2 separate regions of the Homo sapiens genome follow, and region 1 is linked to region 2. A link is a loop called in an ENCODE intact Hi-C map of the cell type or tissue named here. Cell type or tissue: mammary epithelial cell. All regions are shown on one strand. Each heading gives the region's core, and the rest is flanking DNA. Links, peaks and the distances in the headings are about the cores only.

Region 1 (10,676 bases), core at 1,534-9,533, 110 kb after region 2:
AGAAGAGCACTGGGTGAGTTGCCACCAACTGGCTCCAGGCTCTAGGACAGCTCTCCTCTCCTCAGAGCTCCAGCCTTCTCTGGCTGATGAAAGGGTGGGTGGAGAGATCACCCCCAAGGGCCTTCCTAGCTGAGCCTTCTCAGATTCTCAGATGTACTTTCTAGAAAATGGAGAGGTCTGGCGGCTACCACCAGGGACAGTGAAGTGCCGGGAATGGAGAGGGCCCAGGACCCTCTGAGGTAGAGCGGTCTTGATGTCACCTGCCCACGGGCTCTGCCCAAAGCATTGCCTTTCTGCTTCCTTTCCAGCAGTCCTACCCAGGAGACACAGGCACCGTTTATCGCGAAGAGGTAAGTGTCATCAAGGGACACCTTGGAGGCCTGTTACTGGCCACAGGAAGGCCTTCCGTCAGCAGGGGTGTAGTGTGGGAGCTGTGGAGAGGGGATGTGGATGTGGGGGACTACTGTCCCTGAGCAGGGGGAGTTGTGAGGGGCTGGGGGCTTCTGTCTGGAGGCCTGGCAAGCACCTGGGTGGCTGTGGTAGCATATGTGGTCAAGCTCTTCCATTTGCCAATGGCTAATGGGGCTGGGCCCCTGACCCAACGTGGAGCATTTCCAAGGCCCTCTGGGAGTTGTTCCCCTGCCCCTGTTGCTTGCCTGATGCCTTGCCTTCTGCTCTCATCCAGGATCAAAACCTGGGCCATCAGGAGAACTTCCCCTGGGAGGTGACTGTGACATTGGAGATGGGCCCTAAAGGGTGAACAGGGCTTAACAGGGAATGATCAGAACGTCGGGATACTCCAGCTGAATGAGGGAGGGGTGTCACCATTAGTTGAGACAGGGCACCTTCTGGAGGAGGAAAATATTCGGGGGAAAGCAAGAAAGAAACTTCTGGAAACTTGAATTTGAGGGACTTCCAGTTGAGTGGACAGGGAAGGCCTCTCTCTGTGCTGAGGTGGCTAGCTGGGGACTGCAAACCCAAGAGAAGACAGCATGCCAACTGCCCCAGGCAGAGGGCCCCAGTGCACAGGCCCGGGGTGGGACTAGCTTGCTGTGTTGGAAGACCAGGAAGTTGGCAGGAATACAGAGAGCAGGGATGGTGGCAGCACAAAGGAAGTGACAGAGAACGGGGGGCGGTGGGGGGGTCTTCCTGGCTGCATTTGGTTCCTGTGGTTTCTGTAACGCAGTACCAAAAACTGAGTGGCTTAAAACATCAGAAAGGGATTCTCTCCCGGTTCTGGAGACCAGAAGTCTAGATCAAGGTGTTAGCAGGGTGGGTTCCTTCTGGAGGCTTTGAGGGAGAAACCATCCCAGGCCACTCTCCTGGCTTCTGCTGGTGGTTGGTGATCCTTGGTGTTCCTCGGCTTGTACCTGCATCACTCCAGTCTGTGCGTCTGTCTTCACATGGCCTTCTCTTCTCTGTGTGTCTGTGTCCAGATTTCCCTCTTCTTACAAGGACAGCGGTCATTGGATTTAGGACCCATCCTACTCCAGTATGACCTCATCTTACCTGATTACATCTGCAAAGACCCTATTTCCAAATAAGGTTACAGTCACAGGTTCCAGGGGACATGAATTTTGGGGGGACACTATTCAACCCAGTATGCTGTCCTTATCCTGAGCTGGAGTCACTGAACCCCCAGCCTGGGCCACCTCTTGGCCGTGATCCTGAAGGGTTGGGTCAGTTAGACGCCACTGGAAGCATGTTCTTTGAGGCCTCCAAGCTCTAGGGCAGCCAAGAAGACCACGAGCGCTGTTTCTCTTCTTGCTCAAAGGGTGGAGGTGGTGGAAGAGGACGGGCCTTCTGAGAAGAGCCAGGACCCACCTGCTCTGGCAAGATCCACTCCTGGCTCAAACAGGTAATCCATTGCGCTCATCTCTGCCTGGGGCTGGTGGCTGCCATACCTGCCACTCAGTCACTGAGGAACCTCAGTCAGGGCACCTCCATGCTGGGCTTCGAGATCAGTGTCCCCATGTGCCCAGTGACAAGACGGGACAAAGAAATCAGTAAGAGCCCATCTGGCTGGATGTCCCAGGGCTGAAAGGAGCAAAACAGTCCAGCCCCCCGGGAGAGAGCACCTGGCTCTGGTCTGATGAGTACGTATCTGTGTCACCTTAACCCTTGCACCACTGAGCCTGGTGGCAACTTGAACACCCCAAGAAAAAGTACCATCCTTGGGGTTTGAGAGGGCCAGCCACCATGGCAGTAGCATGCCATTGTCAGACTTGCTCCTTGCACTCCAATAAGTTAGCCACATTCAGCATGCCCAGGGAGGAGGCTCTGACATCTCCAGAGCCTCTCACAGCCACCTTCTTTGCCAGTGCGGATGGAGGCAGGACCAAAGCGTCTCGGGCAATTTGGATCGAGTGCCTGCCAAGTATGCCTAGCCCCGCTGGGAGCCAGGAGCTCAGGTGGGTGCCGAGAGCTGACTCTGGCTTGTGAGTGGGTGTGATGGCTTCCCGCCAGCCTGGCTGGCTGGTTCTGCCAGCTGGGGAGGGTCTGGCAGTGGGGTGATGGGGCAAGGACAGGCTGAGCACTGGTGATCTCACTCCAGGAAGGGCCGTGATTTGTCTTGATTTCTGATCCCTGAGAATCTGGGCAGATAATGGTGCTCTCTTGTCTGTGGACAACTAATACCTTCTTGTACTTTGTGCAGAATGGTGCTAAGTCCTGCAGGGAGAGCCACCACCTGCTGTTGCTGCTGTTTAAAGTGCCTGCCTGGATTGAGACCTTTGCTCAAATCTAGGTCTCCTAAGAGCTGCATCTCTGTAGCACCCTTGGAAGACCCCTGCATCCAGAAGGGGAGAGGGCCTGTCCCTACCGGTCACTTCCCAGGCCCCCAAGGGCTGTTCAGGCTCTCCTAATACCATAGCAATCCCCCAATTTGAGCTCCACAGCCATTTATAGACAGGTGACCACTGTCCTCAGGGTTACTTCCTCAGTCTGGGAGGGAGACAGAAATGCTGGCAGAGGGAGCCAGGAGCATGAGGCCAGCTCCCTCCATGGCCCCAGGCAGCAGACTGCCAGGGTGCTTCTCCTTTTCACTCTCTCCCTCTCTTGATCTTCTCTGGTTGTCTGACTCTCCCCATAAGAACTTTGGTCCATAGAAGATGTGGAAAGGAAGATTTGAGAATTCTTTACAAGGCAATATCTAGGGCAGAGCTCCCCAGTCTTTTTGGCACCAGGGATTGGTTTCGTGAAAGACACTTTTTCCACGGGACGGAGCAGGGGATGGTTTCAGGATGAAACTGTTCCACCTTAGATCATCAAGCACCGGATTCTCATAAGGAGCGCACAATCTAGATCTCTCACATGTGCAGTTCACAATACGGTTCGCGCTCTCATGAGAATCTGCTGATCTGACAGGAGGCGGAGCTAAGGCAGTAATGATCTCTAGCTTACCTCCTACTGTGCAGCCTGATTCCCAGCAGACCACAGACTGGTACTGATCCTCAGGCTGGGGTTGGGGACCCCTGATCTAGGGGACTTGGCAATTGAGGGATATGGGGGCAAAGGCTGCCACAACAAAGTATTGTACCACACCCTGGGGCGCTTAAACCACAGAAACGTATCATCTCCCACTTCTGGAGGCTAGAAGTGTGAGATCAAGGTGACGGCAAGGTTGGTTCCTCTTGAGTCTCTCTCCTTGGCTGGTAGACTCCATCTTCTCCCTGGGCCCTTATATGCTCATCCCTGTCTGTGTGTGCCTGCGTCCTAATCACTTCTGTTTTTTTGAGACAGAGTCTCACTCCGTCGCCCAGGCTGGAGTGCAGTGGCACAGTCACCACTCACTGCAGCCTCGACCTTCCAGGCTCAAGAGAGCCTCCAGCCTTAGCCTCCTGAGTAGCTGGGGCTACAGTCACAGGCCACCATACCCAGCTAGTTTTTTTTTTTTAAATTTTTGTAGAGACAGGGTTTCACCATGTTGCCCAGGCTGGTCTGGAACTCTAGGACTCAAATGATCCTCCTGCCTTAGCCTCCCAAAGTGCTGGGATTGCAGGCATGAGCCACCGCGCCCAGACCCTAATCACTTCTTATAAGGACATTGGTCCAACTGGATTAGGGCCCACCCTAACAACTGTATTTTAACTTAGTCACTTCTTTAAAGGCCCCATCTCCAAATGCAGTAACATTCTGAGGTCATGGGGGAGTTAAGACCTCAACATATGAATTTTGGGTGGCACAAGTCAGCCCATAACAGTATACAGTTCTCATTTCTCCTTATTTCTCTTTTAAAGAAAGGCAATAAATGGTTTCAGGTGCCTTTCTGTTTGTTCGTTTGTTTGTTTTGTTTGTTTTTGAGATGGAGTCTCGCTCTGTCGCCCAGGCTCTGTCGAGTACAGTGGTGTGATCTCGGCTCACCGCAGCCTCCGCCTCCCGGGTTCAAGCGATTCTTCTGCCTCAGCCTCCCGAGTAGCTGGGATTACAGGTGCACGCGACCACGCCCGGCTAATTTTTGTATTTTTAGTAGAGACGGGTTTCACCATATTGGCCAGGCTGGTCTCAAACTGCTGACCTTGTGATCTGCCCACCTCAGGCTCCCAAAGTGCTGGGATTACAGGCGTGAGCCACCGCGCTTGGCCTCAGGTGCCTTTTAGAAGATAATATAGGAGGCTGGGCATGGTGGCTCATGCCCGTAATCCCAGCACTTTGGGAGGCCAAGGCAGGAGGATGGCTTGAAGCCAGGAGTTTGAGACCAACCTAGGTAACATAGCAAGACCCCATCTCTACAAAAAAATAAAAAATAAAAATTAAAAATTAGTTGGGAGCATTGATGTACACCTGTAGTCCCAGCTACTTGGGAGGCTGAGGTGGGAGGACTGCCTGAGCCCAGGAGTTTGAGGCTGCAATGAGCTGTGACCGCACCCTTACACTCTAGCCTGGGTGACAGAGCAAGACCCTGTCTCTAAAACAAGAAAAAAAAGAGAGAAAGAATGGAGGAGAATTAGATTGTGCTGTATTATAGATTTAAAAGGCACTTTGACATTTATTCCACAAAATTCCTTTCGATGTTTAATCCCCATCATATGGTTGTCATTGCAAGGTGGCTTTTTAAGTTTGCTCAGGTTGCCATAACAAATAAAGGCTAGAGATTCAGGGTCCGGGGCAAGCTCCCAACAGGAGGCTCAGCTTGATGCTTCTGATAGTTCTTTCCTCCAATTCTGGTCACTCAATATTTGGAGCTCACCCAGGCAGCTTCCAGGAAAGCTGCTGGCTGATCCTGACCCTGGAGGGCCGTCTTCTCTGACCCTACCACGTTAGGTGCTGCACTGGACCAAGCAGCCACCATCAGTACTCCCAGGCCCAGCTCCTATCTGCCTGGTGTCTGAGAAGCCCAGCCCGTGAGGAACAATGACTCAATCAAACTCAGGGTCCTGCAGCACTTCAGAAAAGGCTGGTTTGTGGCAGAGTGGAAGAGGAGAATGTCACAGCCTTGTCCCCAGGCACAGACCTATCGAGGCTACCCTCTCCCCACCCCCTGCCCTGCCCTGTTTCCCTTAGCTACAGTGCAAAGGTCAGCTCCTCATAACTCTTGCCCCCCTTGCAACCTGAACCCAGTTTAGGGACCCTCTCTTGGAGAAACTGGTTCTACACATGCACCCCTTCTCGGCCCCCAGGCCTGGCTGCTTTACCCGAAGCACTGGTCAAGCTTGCCTCACCTGACCAGGGCATGGCCTCCTGGGTCCCGGTCCTAGGCTCTGCCCAGCATGCTGCCTGGCAGAGCGTCTGGGGAGCAGGGAGTAGGAGCACAGCTTCTGGCACAGGACAAAACCCTGGCTTTGCATCAGACTGACTGTGTGACCTTGAGCAAGTCTCTTCATCTCTCCATGCATCAGTTTCCCCGTGGATAAAATAGGGAGAGCAGTAATAGCTACTTCCCAAGGCTGTCCCAAATGCTAAATGAGATCGTGCACCTGAAGTACTTACCACAGTGCCTGGGTGCTGGTATCCTCGGGGGCTCCCAGTCATAGGCGTGCTGAGCTGCAGGGCCCTTATTCAAATACAGGAAGAGATCAATATCTCCACCTGCTGGCATTTGAGGGAAATGTGGCCAAAGGCAGTGAAAAGGAGGTATCCCCTCGCCCCACATCCCCGCCTCCTCGCTCTTTGGCAGAATGAGTCACACACTGTTTGGCACAGGCCACAGTTGGTCGCATTCCCACAGGTGGCTGTGATCAGTTTTGGGCTTCAGGCTTCAGCAGATGCCTGCCTCTCTTCCTTGGGTGCCTTCCAAGGGTGTGCAGCCTTCCAGCGTGGTCCTGGACTTCAGCTTGGACTGGAGCTGTCTGTGGTTGAGAGTCTGGGGAGATGGTGGGGTAGCGGGTTGTGGGGGAGGAGAGACCCTTGTATTAGTTTACTGGAGCTGCTGTAACAAGGTACCAGAAACTGAGTGGCTTAAAACCACACGCATTTATCCTCTCACAATTCTGGAGGCTGGAAGTCTGAGATCAAGGTGTCGGAAGGGCCATGCTCCCTCCAAAGGCTCTGGGGGAAAATCTGTTCCATACCTTTCTCTTACCTTTTGTTGCCTGCAATCCTTGGTGTTTCCTGGCTTGCGCCCGCCTCACTCCCATCTCGGCCTCTGTCTTCGCGCAGCCGTCTTCCCTCTGTGTCTGCCCACATTGCCCTAGTCTGACATCAGTCACTGGAGCAGGCTGGGGTGACACTTTGTTCCCATTTCCTCTGTGACAGAGCCAGAAACGCCAGTGAGAAAATATGTTGTGCTTGCCTGTGACATCCCTGTTCCCTGGCACCACCTGATTTAAATGAGGCAGCCAGGGGTTTTATACTGTCATCATAAATGACATCATCCTCAACAACGATGTCATCGTCGTTATCACGAGAGGAGATGGGGAGAAGTCAGAGCTGTCTGTGTGTCTAGGGCCCCTCCTGGCTTTCATGATGGGAGAGGCCTTGTCCTTGGTAGCCCTTCCATTTCCCTCTGGTCACTTTGAGCACTCCAGGCCCTGGCCAGGGTGGAAGTGGAGGGACAGAGATGAGCAGCCCGCTGACCCAGCCCTCCATGGCTCATTCCTTGCTTTCACCTTGGCCACTCCATCCCCTACCCCTCCTGGGACCCCTGAGTGGCCTCTTTAAAGTGCCAGTCTGAACCTATAAACCCCCCACCTCCACTTCAAGCCCATCCTGCATCTTCCCTTTGCCATACCAGATCTAGTCTGTACATTCAGGACCCCTGCCAGCCTCTACCTCCTCCTCCTCCCCCGATCTCCCTTCAGCTGGCCTGGGTCGGGCTATGCCTCCATGAAGCTTGTCCACTGCTCCCATGGCTAAACCTGTTCTGGGCCCTGCAGCACAGCAAGGTCAGTTTCCATGCCTCTCTGCCCCTGCCTGACCCTGCTGGGCCCAGAGCTTCACCAGGGCAGGCCTGGGGCTCAGGCTTGTCTGCACTTCCAGGGCCCAGGGACAAAGGCAGGAGTGACTGCAATGTGGCTTGGAATTAGGCTTTGCTCCATGGACCTAAGGAGGTCTGGTTTGGGGTGAAGGGTCCACCCCCAGAAAGCCTGGGAGCTCTATATTCTCTCTGGCCCTGGCCACACCATGGCCAAGCCTGCTGGGCGTCATGCCTTGCAGTACGGCCAGAGAATGCATCAGACTTGGAGGGATGTGTGTCCGGGGTGGCCTGTGGTCATCTGGGGGAGGGCTCTGAGCGTGGCTGGCAAGAGGAAAGCTCAAAGGGGCCCTTTGTCCTCATCCCCGAGTCTGCGACATCCCCTCCCACTGGTTTTCATTCCATATTTGGTCTGTGGGTTTTCTCAGTCTCTCGTACCCCTCAGTCCCCACCAGTCCATGAATGCAGAACTACCCCTGGCCTCACAAATGGCCACTTTGGATACCCTGGTGGGGTCACAGGCTGCGGTTGCCCCTGCAAATGGTTGGTAGAAGCACGGGTTGGGAGGTTTCATTTCTACCCAGAAGGGCCCTTGCTGTGCCTGAGGGAGGGCTGGGCTCAGGTCAGGGGTGGGAGACCGGGGAAGGGGCCTACAGGTCAGTGGCCCGAGCTCAGCTGCAGCACCAACAAGGCTCAAGGCCAAGGAGGAGATGAGAGCACATCAAAAGGGGGCAGTGGGTCTGGGCGGCCCACCGCACTCACCAGCCCAAGAAGGGGGAGACTTTTCTCACCTGCAACCCACTGGGTCTCTCCTTTGGCCCGCAGCTCAAGAGGTGAGGAAATTGTCCGCCTGCAGATCCTGACACCCAGGGCAGGACTCCGCCTGGTGGCCCCAGACGTGGAAGGCATGAGGTATGGGGGTCCTGCTGCTGTCCTGGCTCCCTGGACACCATTCTAGAGATGGAAGCAGCAGCCTCAGGTGGCAAATGATGAGGCCTAGGGCCGGCTCTGCCACTGTAGGGCCAACAGGTTGATGGGAGGCATGGTCGACCTGGGTTTTCTGCCCCATCTCATTCTTTCACTCAGAAAACCATTATGGAGCAAGCGCTTAGTCTGTGTAAGGGCACAGGCCCGACCCTGGGACACAGTAGTGAACAGGACCCCCTGGCTGGAATTGCCATCTGCCTGGTGGGGGAGGCAGACGCCGACATGAGCATGAATGAGGTCAGCCAGAGATGCTGTGTGCCAGGAGCCCCTGGGAAGTGACAGCTCAACCCTGCCAATTGCTGAAGATGGGACCAGTCAGCCGTGCTGGGGATGTTGGTGGGGGTGGGAGGAGGATTGGGTCTAAGGAGCCCGTGAAGGCCACTGAGGCCATTGCCCTGCCTGTGTGAGAGGGCCACTGGGAATAGAGTGGGGTCACTGGGTCAGAGTCCACAGCTCTCCATGCCACTAGGCTCTGTGCTGGGGAGGGGTGGGTCAAGGAGGCCACAACCAGCAGGGAGCACGAGGGGCTCAGCCTCTGCCCTGGGGTGGGGGTCAGACAGCCAGGTGACATGCAGGCAGGATTCGGGGGCTGGGGTGGAGGCTAGGAGAGATCCGAGCAGGGAGACTGGGCCCCTACCTTGTGAAGGCCAGGGACTGGGGAGAGAAGCGGGAGTGTACACTGAAGGTCATCCCTTAATCCCTGGGGTGGCAGGAACTTCGAGCAGAGGCCTCTCAACAGTGTGGTGGGTGGGAGTGCTTGGGGAGGGCTTCCTGGAGGAATTGACATCCAAGATGAGTCCTGAGCGATCTCTAGGTCCCTTTACCCTCCTCCTTGGCTCCTCCCACTTTAATTCTGCCCCCAAGGCACCAAGTCCTGTCCACTTTATTTTAGAGATGTTTCCATCCCTATTGCTCTGCCCCTGGCCCAGGCCTCCACTGCTACTCACCCAGTTGTCTGCGACCGTTTCCTACTGTCCCATCCCTGGACTCCCTTCCACATCTACCTGGGTGATGTTTCCAAAGGGCAGAAGTAGTTATGCCAGCCCCCTGCAGAAAGCCCTGCAAAGCCCCTCCCACTATGCTCTGCAGCCTGAACTCAGTACCTGGCCCCACCTGCAGGCTCCTCCCTCCCTGGGCCTTTCTCTGTGCAGGCTGGAGGCTCTGCCTGAGATGCCCTTTCCCCTCTTCATCTTTCTGTTCCACCTCAAATGTCCTGTCTTCTGGGTCATGTCCTTCTCCTGAGTTTCTTCCCCAGGCAGCATCTGAGGGCTTGTCGATTCTGCATGGCAGCATCCATTCTGCATGGATGTAGATACAATCACTATGCCCATTTTACAGATTAAGAAACTGAGACCCTGAATGGTTAAGTAACTTGCTCAAGGTCACATGGTCCAGAGCAGGCAGATCCGCTCAGCCTGCCCTACTCCCACCTTCCACCTTCTGCACCATAGCTCATTGTACTAGTTGGGGCAGGGAGCAGGGGGACAGAGAGGGGTGATGGAAAGACTTGGCATTTGCTGAGTGAACTCATTTGACGAGTTTATTCGTAGGCATTGAAGTCAAAATTTCCAGGAGGGAGGTATTTTAAGGTTTGTGATTGAGGTTTGAGAGAGTGATTAGGGCTCAAGAGATTTCCACGTTATATGCAGACAGAATAGAGCTGAAATCATGAGCGTAAACTAGCTTTACATGGGGCTCATGGTGAGCCAATGGAAGCTGGGCACCGACCTCAGTATGCAGGTGGCAGCCACCTGGCCAGCCCTCCTGGGGACAGCTGGGCGAGGGCAGTCTCTTCTCGCCATGTTGAGAGTGGGCCTCCTGAGGGCCAGTTGGGAGTTAGTGGGTGTGCAGGCCAGTATAAAGGAGAGGCAGGAACAAGTGGAGATCCCTGCTTCAAGGGTGGCAGTTGACACCTTGGGAGGGGAGGAGACAGCCCAGCAAGTGGTGGAGCACGCCAAAGGGAGGAGAAAAAGGCGGAGACCAGGAAGGTGTGTGGCCAGGGAGGTAGGCAGGTGGTGTTGACAGGATCAAGGGAGGAGGGGTGGTGAGAAGGCTGGAGTGGCCCACTGGGTCAGCAGTACTGAATGGTGGTTTGAAATAATGATGGGACTGTCTCTCCTGGATTTGACAACATGGGGCTCCCTGAGGACCTGAAGGAGAACAGAAGGGGGCTTAAATTAGGAGATTAGGATCAGGGATATAGTCCAGAACTCAAATCCCAGCTACTCCTCTTATTACCTGTGAAATTTGGGGCAAATCACAGGGGCTTTGTGTGCCTCCGTTTGCTCATCTGAAAGATGGGCATGGGTGATAACAGTGCCCATATCCTGGGGTTGAT
Region 2 (10,676 bases), core at 839-8,838:
TGCCCATTCAACAGTAACTCCTCTTTCCCCTTCACCTGAGCCTCCAGTGACCTCTATTCTACTTTCTGTCTCTAAAATTGGCCTATTCTAGGTACCTCATATAAGTGGAATCATATAATATTTGTCCTCTGTGTCTGGTTTTTATCAGGAAGCGTAGTTTTTAATAGTACATCCACGTTATAGCATGTATGAGAGTTTCATCCCTTTTCGTGGCTCAATAATATTCCATTGTATGGCTAGACCATATCTTGTTTATCCACTCATCTGTTGGGATGCACTTGGGTTTCTACTTTTGGCTATAATGAATAATGTTGCTATGAACATTGGTGTATAAATATCTTTTCAAGTCCCTGTTTTCAATTCTTTTGCATCTATATCTTGAAGTGTGATTGCTAGGTCATATCATAATTCTATGCTTAACCGTCTGAGGAACTGCCACACTGTTTCCCAAGGTGGCTGCACCATTTTACATTCCCATCAGCAATAAATCCAGGTTCCAGTTATTCCACATACTTGCCAACACTTGTTATTTTCCTTATTTTTTTATTATAGCCGTCCTAGCGTGTCCTAGCATGTGTGAAGCTGTATCTAAGAACAGTTTTAAGTATAAATGTTATATATGAATACAATTTTGTTCTGACAAATTCAAACCCAGAATAGAATTTAAAAATCCACTTCACTGTAGCCACGTCCAACCTCCTTCCCCTCTCCAGAGAAAATCACTGTTAAAAATTTGGTATGCATCTTTCCTGATCTTGTTCTCTGCATTTGTGTTCTTTTTTTTTCATATATGGATTTTTTTTTATGGCAGAATTTTTATATATTTATAAATCAGTTGGGAAAAGGTAAACTATTCAATAAGTGATGCTGGAACAAATGAGTCTCCATATGGGTTCAGAAGGAAAATTTTGCCACCCACCAAAAAATTAAGATGAAATAGACACGAAACATGGAAAACAAAACTATAAAACTTACAGAAGAAAACACAGGAAAATATCTTCATTATACGTGGGCAAACACAGATTTCTTTTTTTTTAAATTTTATTTTTCCATAAGTTATTGGGGTGCAGGTGGTATTTGGTTACATGAGTAAGTTCTTTAGTGGAGATTTGTGAGAACCTGGTGGACCCATCACCCAAGCAGTATACGCTGCACCATATTTGTTGTCTTTTATCCCTTGACCCCCCTCCCACTCATCCCCCCAAGTCCCCAAAGTCCATTGTATCATTCTGCTTTTTGTTTTGTGTTGTTTTGCATTTGTATTCTTATGTGTGCGTGAATGCAAGATTATGCGTAATGGAAACATAGCCATTCTGTCACTGTCAGTTTTCTTCCTTCTTTCCAACTGTTCCACTGTTGTTGTTGTTTTTTTCTGTTAGAGAAGTTCCACTTCGAAAATTTTGCCCTTTAGCTTGTACTGCTGGTTATAACGTGGTCTTTGATTTCCAGGAAGAGTATGCTGTGTTGGCTGAAGTCACTAGCAGAAGAACTTTGGTGTCTGCCTCATGTAGAATGCATTGCCTAGGTCGTCTCAGGCCTGATCTGAGCTGAACTTCTCCTATCACATATGCCAACAACTCTTTATGCTTCTCTCTTTCTCTGAAATTACCTTCTTTTGTCTGGAAAAAAAAGGAATGAGGAAGATTTTTCACCCCTTCAGAGAAAACAACTATCCAACAGGACGAACGTGGGAAACAGCCAGTGTTTGGTGAGAGATCGCCCTCTGCTGCCTGTGTTAATCAGGGTTCTCCAGAGCAGCAGCCAATAGGAAAGATAGATACATTTGTAAGGAGTAACATAATACATATAAATATACATATTTAAACATATATATTTAGATTATAAATATAAATCTATGTCTATATTATATATAAATATATACAAGTTGGTTATAAGGAACTGACTAACACTGTTATGGAGGCTGGCAAGTTTCCAGATCTGCAGGGTGAGTTGGCAAGCTGGAGATCCAGGAGAGCTGATAATGTAGTTCCAGTCAGAGTTCGAAGGCCTGAGACCCAGGAGAGCTGATGACATAGTTCCAGTCCAAAGCCCAGCAGGCTCAAGACTCAAGAGAAGCCGATGCTGCAGTTTGAGTCCAAAGGCAGGAAAAAGCCAATGTCCCAGTTTGAAGGCCTTCAAGCAGGAGGGATTCTCTCTTACTTGGGGGAGAGTTGGCCTTTTTTTTCTATTCAGGCCTTTAACTACCTGGATGAGGCCCACCCACATAATGGGTGGCAATCTTTACCCAGTCTCCTAACTCAAATGCTAATCTCATCCAGAAACACCCTCACAGACACACCGGGAATGACGTCTGACCAAATGTCTGGGCACTCCGTGGCCCAGTCCAGTTGACACATAAAATTAACCATCACACTAGCCATATGGGCCTTTTAGGGAGCCTGAACCCATAGCAGGAAGCTCTGGTGCCTTGAGCAATTGTCCGGATGGGCATTATAGGCAGTTAAAATTCTAAGCAAGAAAGATTAAGAAAAAAACAAAAGCGTGTAGGCCAAACTGGAGAGAAAGAGAGTGCAGTGGCAATGCTATTCGGGTTTCTTTCCTGCTCAGAACCCCGTGATGACTCCTCATCCCCCATAGAACATACCCTTACCTTATGGGGTTTGTGAGGCCTGACTCACTGCCTGCCTCCTGCTGCCACCACACATGCTTCTTCACTGTTCCTCACTTGTGCCAAGCCTGTTGCTGTTTCAGGGCCTTTGCACTTGCTGTTCCATCTGCCTGGGCACTCTTTCCCAGATCCTTACAGGGCTTCATGGCAAGGCCTTCCCTGACCACCCTCCCCAAAATAGCACCCCCTCCATCCATTTCCGCCTCCTTACCCCCCTTTATTTGTTTGAGCTTGTTTCCTGTCTTCTTCACTAAAATGTAAATTCCACGAGGCCAGGGACTTTATTTTTTTTCTCTGCAAGGCCTGGATCGGAATAGGTGCTAAGTATTTGCTGAGTGAGTGGATAAATGAATAAATGAATAAATGCAAAAGATAGAAGGAGGGGACAGATCTAGTGATGGATAAAAAGCACATACGAAATGGTGTGGATCCTAACGAATAATTAATCTGGGGAAAGCTAAAGCTGAAAATGAATTGAGGCTTTAAGAAAATGCTGAAGACAGATAAGTAAAATGCCTTTTAGTCAGTGTAAGGAAGTGTGAGAGCAATTTCTTGGAAGAAAATAAATCCTCTTTTGTTGGCATTTTTCCTTCCAGAAGATTGATCTTCAAGCTAAAGAAAAGTTGGAGGAGAGGGAGGAGAGAGAGCGGGAAATCCAGACAGCTGGTGAAGTTGCTAGATCCCAGAGGCTCCAAGGAGCGATTGATTGCAGGGGATGTCTAGATAGTGACAGAGAAAGCGTCATAGAGATCCCCAGGCCCCAGAGCAGCAAGGAAGCAGCAGCCTCATGCCCTCAGGCATGGCATAAAAATAATGCTAGAGCTGCCTCACTGAAAAAAATCCCGAAGGGCCAGGAAGCAGGCTGAACTCAGCCAATGTCTGTATGGACAGAGGATCTCTAAACCAGCCCCCACCCCCAAACACACACACACACACACACACACACACACACACACACACACACACAGAGCTATGGCACAATGCTATGGGTTTGCATATTTTTCTCCATGCCCCCCAGAATGATGTCCAAATCTAGAGCAGTGGGTGTGAATCTTGGCTCGTGAACTCTTTGAACAAATCTGATGAAAATTGCCACATGTGCATTATTTCAGGGAATTTAAGGAAATTTCAGGAATTCTCCTCCAGGCGATTCATGGACACCTGAAATCCAAGTGCCCCAGGTTAGAAACTCCTGTTCTAAGGGTATATTCCTCAATTGCAGCACTTGGATTAATGATGTAACTCCTTAACCCTAGAGTTGAAGATTGCAGCCAAATTCTTAGTGTATTCATTCAACAAATATGTATTGATTGACTGTCATGTAGCTTATTTAATCCTCACAACTGCCCTTGAAGTAGATTATATTAATACCACCCTCACTCTTGACAGATGAAACAAACGAGGTACTGGGGCTTTGGGTAACTTGCTACAGGTCACTCATTTTGCACTAGTCACTAGTAGGAGCAGAGCCAGTGGTGGAACCCCAGAAATTCAGCTTTAGAGACATTTTACTGCTACCCCACGATGCCTCTTACGAGGTTGGCATCTGTCTTTCAGATAGCCCCGTTCACCCTGAAAACATGTCTCTTAGACTACATATAGTAGGTTAGACATGAAAATCCCACCACCAACGACATCCGGAGGCTCTGTCACCCTGCCTCTGCTTATTCATCGTTCCCATGGTTTGCTGACTCAGTTTTAATCATTGGTTTACCTTCTGGATCTATTTGTATGAGGGATTGCACAAATATTTCCCCACATCCAACATCTCGCAAGGAGATGGACTCACGTGCATGTTCAAGTTCAGTCTCCAAGTTGAGAAGAAAGCTTTCTGGTAGCAATGCTGCACACACCCAGGGGCTCATGGATCTCTCAGGAGAGGCCACATCCAGTGTCCATGAAGTCATGAGTTCTGCAGCATAGATTCCAAGTTCAGCTTTTGTTTCATCAACATTACTGTGTGCACTTCTGGTTGAGACACTTAGGGGAACAGAGAAAGTTCTTCAGTAAAAGAGAGGATGTATGAGCTTCCTGTGGCTTCTGTAACAAAGTACCCATGGACTGAGGAGTTAAACAACACAACTACATGGTCTTGCAGTTCTGGAGGCTGGAAGTCAAAGATCAAGATGTCAGCAGGGTGAGCTCCTTCTGAGGGCTGTGAAGAAAGGATGTGTTCCAGGCCTCTCTCCTTGGCATGAAGATGACTGTCTTTGCCCTGTGTCCCTTCACATCATCTTCCCTCTACACGTGTCTGTGTCTCTGTCCAAATTTCTCCTTTTATAAGGAAATAAATACTGTAAATATATATATATTTTGCACTATAATACTGGAAATATTTATATATTCCTAGTGTTTATTTATATATGTATATTCCCAGTATTCATATATGTATATATTTCCAGTATTTATTTATATATTTATTTGATATAAGGAAATACTGGTTGTATTGGATTAAGGCCTACTGTTGTAAACTCACTCTAACTTGATTACCTCCACAAATACCCTACCCCCAAATAAGTTCACCTTCTGACGTCCTAGCAGTTAAGACACCAACATATGAATTTTAGAGGTCACAATTCAACTCATAACAAGGGATAATGGTCAGGAAGAAAAAGAGCCACAGAATGCTAGACATTTTTAATGAGTTAATAAATCCTTGCTATAGGATCAACAAACTTAGTAAGTTAATAAACCTGATGATGGATGGATGGAGCATTGTACCAGGCACAAAGCCCGGCTATGATGACATCAAAGGCACCCTGCTCTCTTCTGTTGAGAAGTGTTCAAAGTAGTTAGGGAGTCTCAATGAGCCCATGTAGCAGGTAAGCAATCTTGATCGCTCACACTCAAAAATGCAAATGTATCATTTTGTTCACTTATAGCTAGACTTAATAGGGTATCCATTCAAATGACCTGTCATTCCATCAGTGCCCACACCTGGTGACTTTTTCCAAGGGGTCCACAGCCCCACCAGGATTCTCCCCACTGTGGCATTATCTCCATCACACCCCAAGGCTAGATGAGACCACAGCCCTCCAAGGCTAAATGAGACCACAGCCCTCTTGGGGCACTAGGAAGATCCAGCTTAAACCACTGCTGAATTCAAGGTAATTTAGTGGCACTGCCTCAGAACCTCTCTGTCCTGGCACCCCACCTAGTGGCAAGGGACATATCTGCAAGACTGCTGTCTTCCAGAATTCCAGCTGGGACGCAGTCCTCTATTTGAAAACAAGTTTTCTGGAAGGAGGGAGCTCTGAGGAGGAGTTTCACAAGGAGAAGAACACAGATTTGGGATAAGATGGGGGGACAATATTTCAGTAGGGACAATGACAGAGACATGAGTACATATATATATAGCAACTAACTTTATATGAAGGGAAACACACATAGACATGTATTAAGGACACGGTGTCCAAGTCAGAGGGAAAAAGAAAAACAGGCTAATTAATGAGCAGCCATCATCTGTGGCAAAGAGGCATCAGGCTCTACGCTAGCCTTTGTTTGCTGTCTTTGACCTCTCTGCACCTTTGTTTTCTAGATGAGCAAACTGAGGCTTGAGGGGGTTGAATCCTTTCCCCCAAAACCACAGCTGCTGGGTTGAAGAGTTGGGATTTTAACCAGGGGCGGCTGAATCAAAAGGCTAGGTCTCTTCCCTGAGCAAAATAATGGCATGACAAAGACAGTACTGCAGATTGTCTTGGGAAAAGACAGGACAGGGAAATCAGCTAGGAGGACATTTCAGCAATCTGAATTTGAGTTGAGGTGGTGGCTTCAGAAATGAAAAAGAAAGGGGTGGATGAGTGTGAATACTGTAGGGAAAGTCTGGGTGACATATAAGGCAAAGACAAAAAAGAAAATGAAAATGACATCAATCCTCTAAACCACTGCATCAGAAAGATAAAGGCAAACGGTGGTGGTTAAGGAGAGGCTTGGAAGACCAGATGACTGGGAGGCTGCAGGGAAAAGCTAGAAATGAGGGTAACTTTAGCTCCAGATACAGCAAGTGCTGATGGCGATGTTCTTTGAAATGGGTCCACAAACCCACATAAGAATTTGGAGGGCTACTGACAGAGATTTGGGTCAGCAAATGGGTCCGATATGTCCGAGCATGGCACACAAGGATGATGTCTCAGCTTCACAGCTGCAGCTGATGCAGAGGCACTATTTTTGCTACAACTGAAGATGTGGCCATTCCAGCGGCTTCCAGCATGTAGGACGATGAACTAAGCAGGTCATGAGACATGGAGTGGAGAAAGGAGCAACCTGCTGTAAGATACTTCTCACTAATGGTGATGGAGGAGCTAGCTCAAAAAGGGGTAGCTTCTGCACTGTGCAGGAACTTGACACCATCTGGACAGCAAGCCGGTCCAGTCCAACTGAAGGGTGACTAAGTGTATAGTGGGCTGCCTACTGGCCTAGAGTAGTGACTAAGTTGCAATTCTCGTTAAACTGTTGTTTTGAGTGTATTACTTCCTTCTAGCATATTGTCAAAATTCTAGTATTCAAAGGTGTGACAAAAACATAAAATAAAGTTGAGCAGCCCTGGAATACAGTTATCCTTGACAGCAGGAGTCCCTCAAGGGAAGAGCTGCTCTAAGATCAAGTTTTGAGGTTGGCCCAATGACAGTCAGACATCCTGGCACTTGAGGTTGCATTTGAAAGGTCAGCATTCTCAAAAGCCAGATTGAACTTTAAGGAAATTTCCCCCAGTGGATGGTAGGGAGCCACGTGGTCCCTGAGACACCTGGGTCTAACCTCACAGTCTAACTCCTAGGCTTCCTAAAGAGGTGGTTAAACAAGAAAAGTGGTAAAAAATGTGTTCTTTCTTCTCTTCCCGGTCATCATAGAACTTAAAAAAATCTCAGTCCCAGCAGCTGTTCCATGTCTTACAGAGACAGAAACTGAACCACCTCCTTTCTTAAATCATTTCGTTATATCAGGCTTGAGCATGTCTACCAACAAATTCTGCTGTTCACAGTAGTTCTAACACTTGGAAGCAAAGAAAAGACGAATCTGCTGGACAGGTTTTTCAAGGAAATTTAGCACAACCCTAAGTTATTAAGGAGGCCCACAAGACCAAACACAAACTGACTATTCTCCCTCTCCGTCCCCCTACCCTTCCTCCCCTCCGGCTCTCTGGTCCATCCTCAGGGAACTGGCCTGCATTCCCTAGCCCTCTCCACCATCCCGCCAGATCTCTCTAGTCCAACCCCATATCAACTGACCTCTGCTCTCTCTCCATCCCCATCCCCTTATCCCCCCCATCCCCCTCTACCTCTCTGGTCCAGCCCCACATGAACTAACTCTGGGCTCAATCTCCTTCCCAGTACCCAGTCCATTGTGAGATGACCTCTCTTGCTCCCTATGTCTCTAAGCCTTTGCACCTGTTTGCTCCATCTTTGCATGAACTAATCTCTGCTCCCTCTACTTTTCCATCCCCCTCAACTCCTCTGGCATCCCTCTGGTCCAGCCCCACATGAAGGAACCCCTGCTCCCTCTTCCTCCCCTTTTTCTCCAACTCTGATTGAACTTTTTAGTTCAACCTCACATGAAGCAATCTCTGACCTCTCTAGTTCAAAATTCCACCCCCACCCTCCTGCAGCTCTCCAGTCCAACCCCGCATGAACTGCTCTCTGCTCTCTCCTGTGCCCTGTCTCCCCCCATTGCACTACTGCCCTCTGCCGCAGCTGCACATGAATGAATCTTTGCCCTCTCTCCAGCCCAATCCCTACACGCAACCGACATTTCTTTGGTCCAGCCCCACATGAACTGCCCTCTGCTTTCTCTCCTGCCCCTTCCCCACCACCTCCCTACATTGGTCCGTCCCACGCTGCATGAACTGACCTCAGTCCCTTTACTTCTGATCTTCTCCCACTCCCCAGTGTCCTTCTGGTCCAGTCCCACATGAACTGACCTCTGTTACCTCTCCATTCCAAACCCACCCCACTCCTCCATCTCTCTGGTCCACCCGCAAGGGCTGACCCCTGCTACCTCTGTCTCCCTGCCTGTCCCCTGCAGCTCTGAAATGACCGGTATTTGAACCCACTCACCCTGCCTCTCCCTCCCTAACAACAAAATGGGAGGCAGGGCCCAGTCTTTTCACTCCTCTCCAATAGTATATGTCTTTATGCAATCATATGCCACCTTCACACCCCTTAGAACTTACCCAGTCACTCTCCCTACATCTCTCTGGTCCAGCCCTCCATGACATGAACTCAGCTCCATCTCCTTTCCTTCCCCTTCCCCACCATACATCTCTGGTCCAGCCACACGTGAACTAAGCTCCGTTCCCTCTCCTTTCCCTTGCCCCACACTCCGGCTACCTCTGCAGATACAGCCACACATAAGCTGTCCTCAGTGGCTTTTCCTTTCCCTCTCTGACGCTCTGCATCTCTCCAGTGCAGCTGCACAGGAGCTGGCCTCGAATGCCTCTCCCATGCCATCCCATTCAGCCTTCTGCATCTCTTGGTACAGCCTACATGAACTGACATCTGCTCCCTCTAAGTGTGCATCGCCACTTCATCCCCCTCCAGCTTCCTGGGCCAGCCCCACATGAACTGTCATTTCCCCTCACTCCCTCACAACTCTATTGTCCACATGAATAAGCCACTAACTCTACAAACCCACCCACTGACACTCCCATGAAAACTCAGCTGCATCCTCACATGAACTGATCCCTGCTCCCTCTCACTCCCTTCCCCCTACCCCTGCTCCCCTGCACCTCTCCGGGACACCCCATGCACGGATCTTTTCTACTTCTCTGTCCCTATCCTCTGCAATTTCCCTTCATCTCTTGGTCCAGCCCCACGTGAACTGACCTCAGTTACTTCTCCATCCACATCCTCCCCCGCCTTCAGGACTCTTTTCTGCCTCCACATGAACTGAGCCCAGCTCCCTCTCCTTCCCCATCTTCCTGATCCCTTTACAGCTCTCTGGTCCAGCCCCACTGACTCATGCTCCCTCTCCGTCCCCATCTTCCTGATCCCTTTACAGCTCTCCGGTCCAGCCCCACTGACTCATGCTCCCTCTCTGTCCCCATCCTTCCACTGAATAACTGCACACCTATGTTAGAATGGCTGCCAGGCAAAGACCTTATGTTTGCTTTTATCCTCAGGGATAACCTATTACTTGCCACTCTCCGTCCTGTCTCAAGAGATTCCTGAGAGATTTCATTTATGGGAATATTAAGCAGGAGGAGATAAGAATGTCTCCAGGATAGTCCATTAGCTTAATTTAGCCATTCAACAATGTATACATCTTTCAAAACATCATATTGTACACCATAAATATATACAATGTTGTCAATTTCAAAACTTCTTTTTAATTAACTTTTTTTTCCTTATCCCTGAAACTGTTTTTTTTTTTTTAAGTTAAGTTCCGGGATACATGTGCAGGACGTGCTGGTTGCATAGGTAAACGTGTGCCACGGTGGTTTGCTGCACCTATCAACCCATCACCTAGGTGTTAAGCCCCACATGCATTAGCTATTTATCCTGATGTTCTCCCTCCCCCCACACCCCCACCCCCACTGCCACCGACAGGCCCCTATGTATATTGTCCCCTTCCCTGTAACTACGTGTTCTCTCTGTTCAGCTCCCACTCACGAGTGAGAACAAGTGGTGTTTGGTTTCCTGTTCCTGGGTTAGTTTGCTGAGGATAATGGCTTCCAGCTCCATCCATGTCCCTGCAAAGGACATGATCTCGTTTAATTAACTTTTTTTCAAAAGAGTGTTTCCAGGGTTACAGTTAACAGTAAAATTGGAGGCAGGGCCCAGTCTTTTCACTCCTTTCCAATATTATGTCTTTTATCCAATCATATGCCTCTTATTAGAAAATCACAATACAACAAAGGTCAAATCCTCCTAGGAAATGCTATCAACACACTTTGGGGACAGTAATGATAAAAGCTTCATGGACCCACATTTAACAACAAAGCTTATGTGATAACTGTAGCAAAAGAATGGGAGTAAGACTGAACACTTCTGAATCCTCTTGTTCTTGAATACCTTCAAGCCAGGTCCTCTCTGTAAGTTTGTATTTCACCTCC

The links. A loop is a pair of places that touch in the nucleus more often than their neighbours do. Peaks named below come from ENCODE experiments on the same cell type or tissue, not always from the same donor. Only the 100,000 strongest peaks of a DNase experiment are listed, where the experiment ranks them.
Region 1: it touches region 2 in a loop (8-fold over the local background); 7 of 110 quality-filtered maps call a loop at or near these places.

The regions. Positions count from the first base shown.
Region 1 is chrX:152,920,399-152,931,074 of GRCh38, forward strand. ZNF185 (zinc finger protein 185 with LIM domain) reads left to right here. Exons shown (of 25, transcript NM_001395254.1): 9 at 1-13; 10 at 309-350; 11 at 1,775-1,858; 12 at 2,322-2,411; 13 at 8,177-8,263. It overlaps LOC124905237 (a long non-coding RNA gene), which reads right to left and starts at 6,760. Exons shown (of 2, transcript XR_007068368.1): 1 at 6,521-6,760; 2 at 4,951-6,301. It overlaps LOC105373372 (a long non-coding RNA gene), which reads right to left. Exons shown (of 3, transcript XR_007068369.1): 2 at 10,577-10,676; 3 at 9,857-10,488. In mammary epithelial cell, for the core only: a CTCF peak has its summit at 6,030 (motif pointing left); a DNase peak (open chromatin) is centred at 6,083.
Region 2 is chrX:152,815,571-152,826,246 of GRCh38, forward strand. No RefSeq gene overlaps it. Among named protein-coding and RNA genes, the nearest start is that of CETN2, 9.8 kb to the right of the region's middle. RefSeq lists an enhancer at 3,624-4,823. In mammary epithelial cell, for the core only: CTCF peaks have their summits at 1,721 (motif pointing left) and 5,787; no DNase peak of the experiment used is centred there.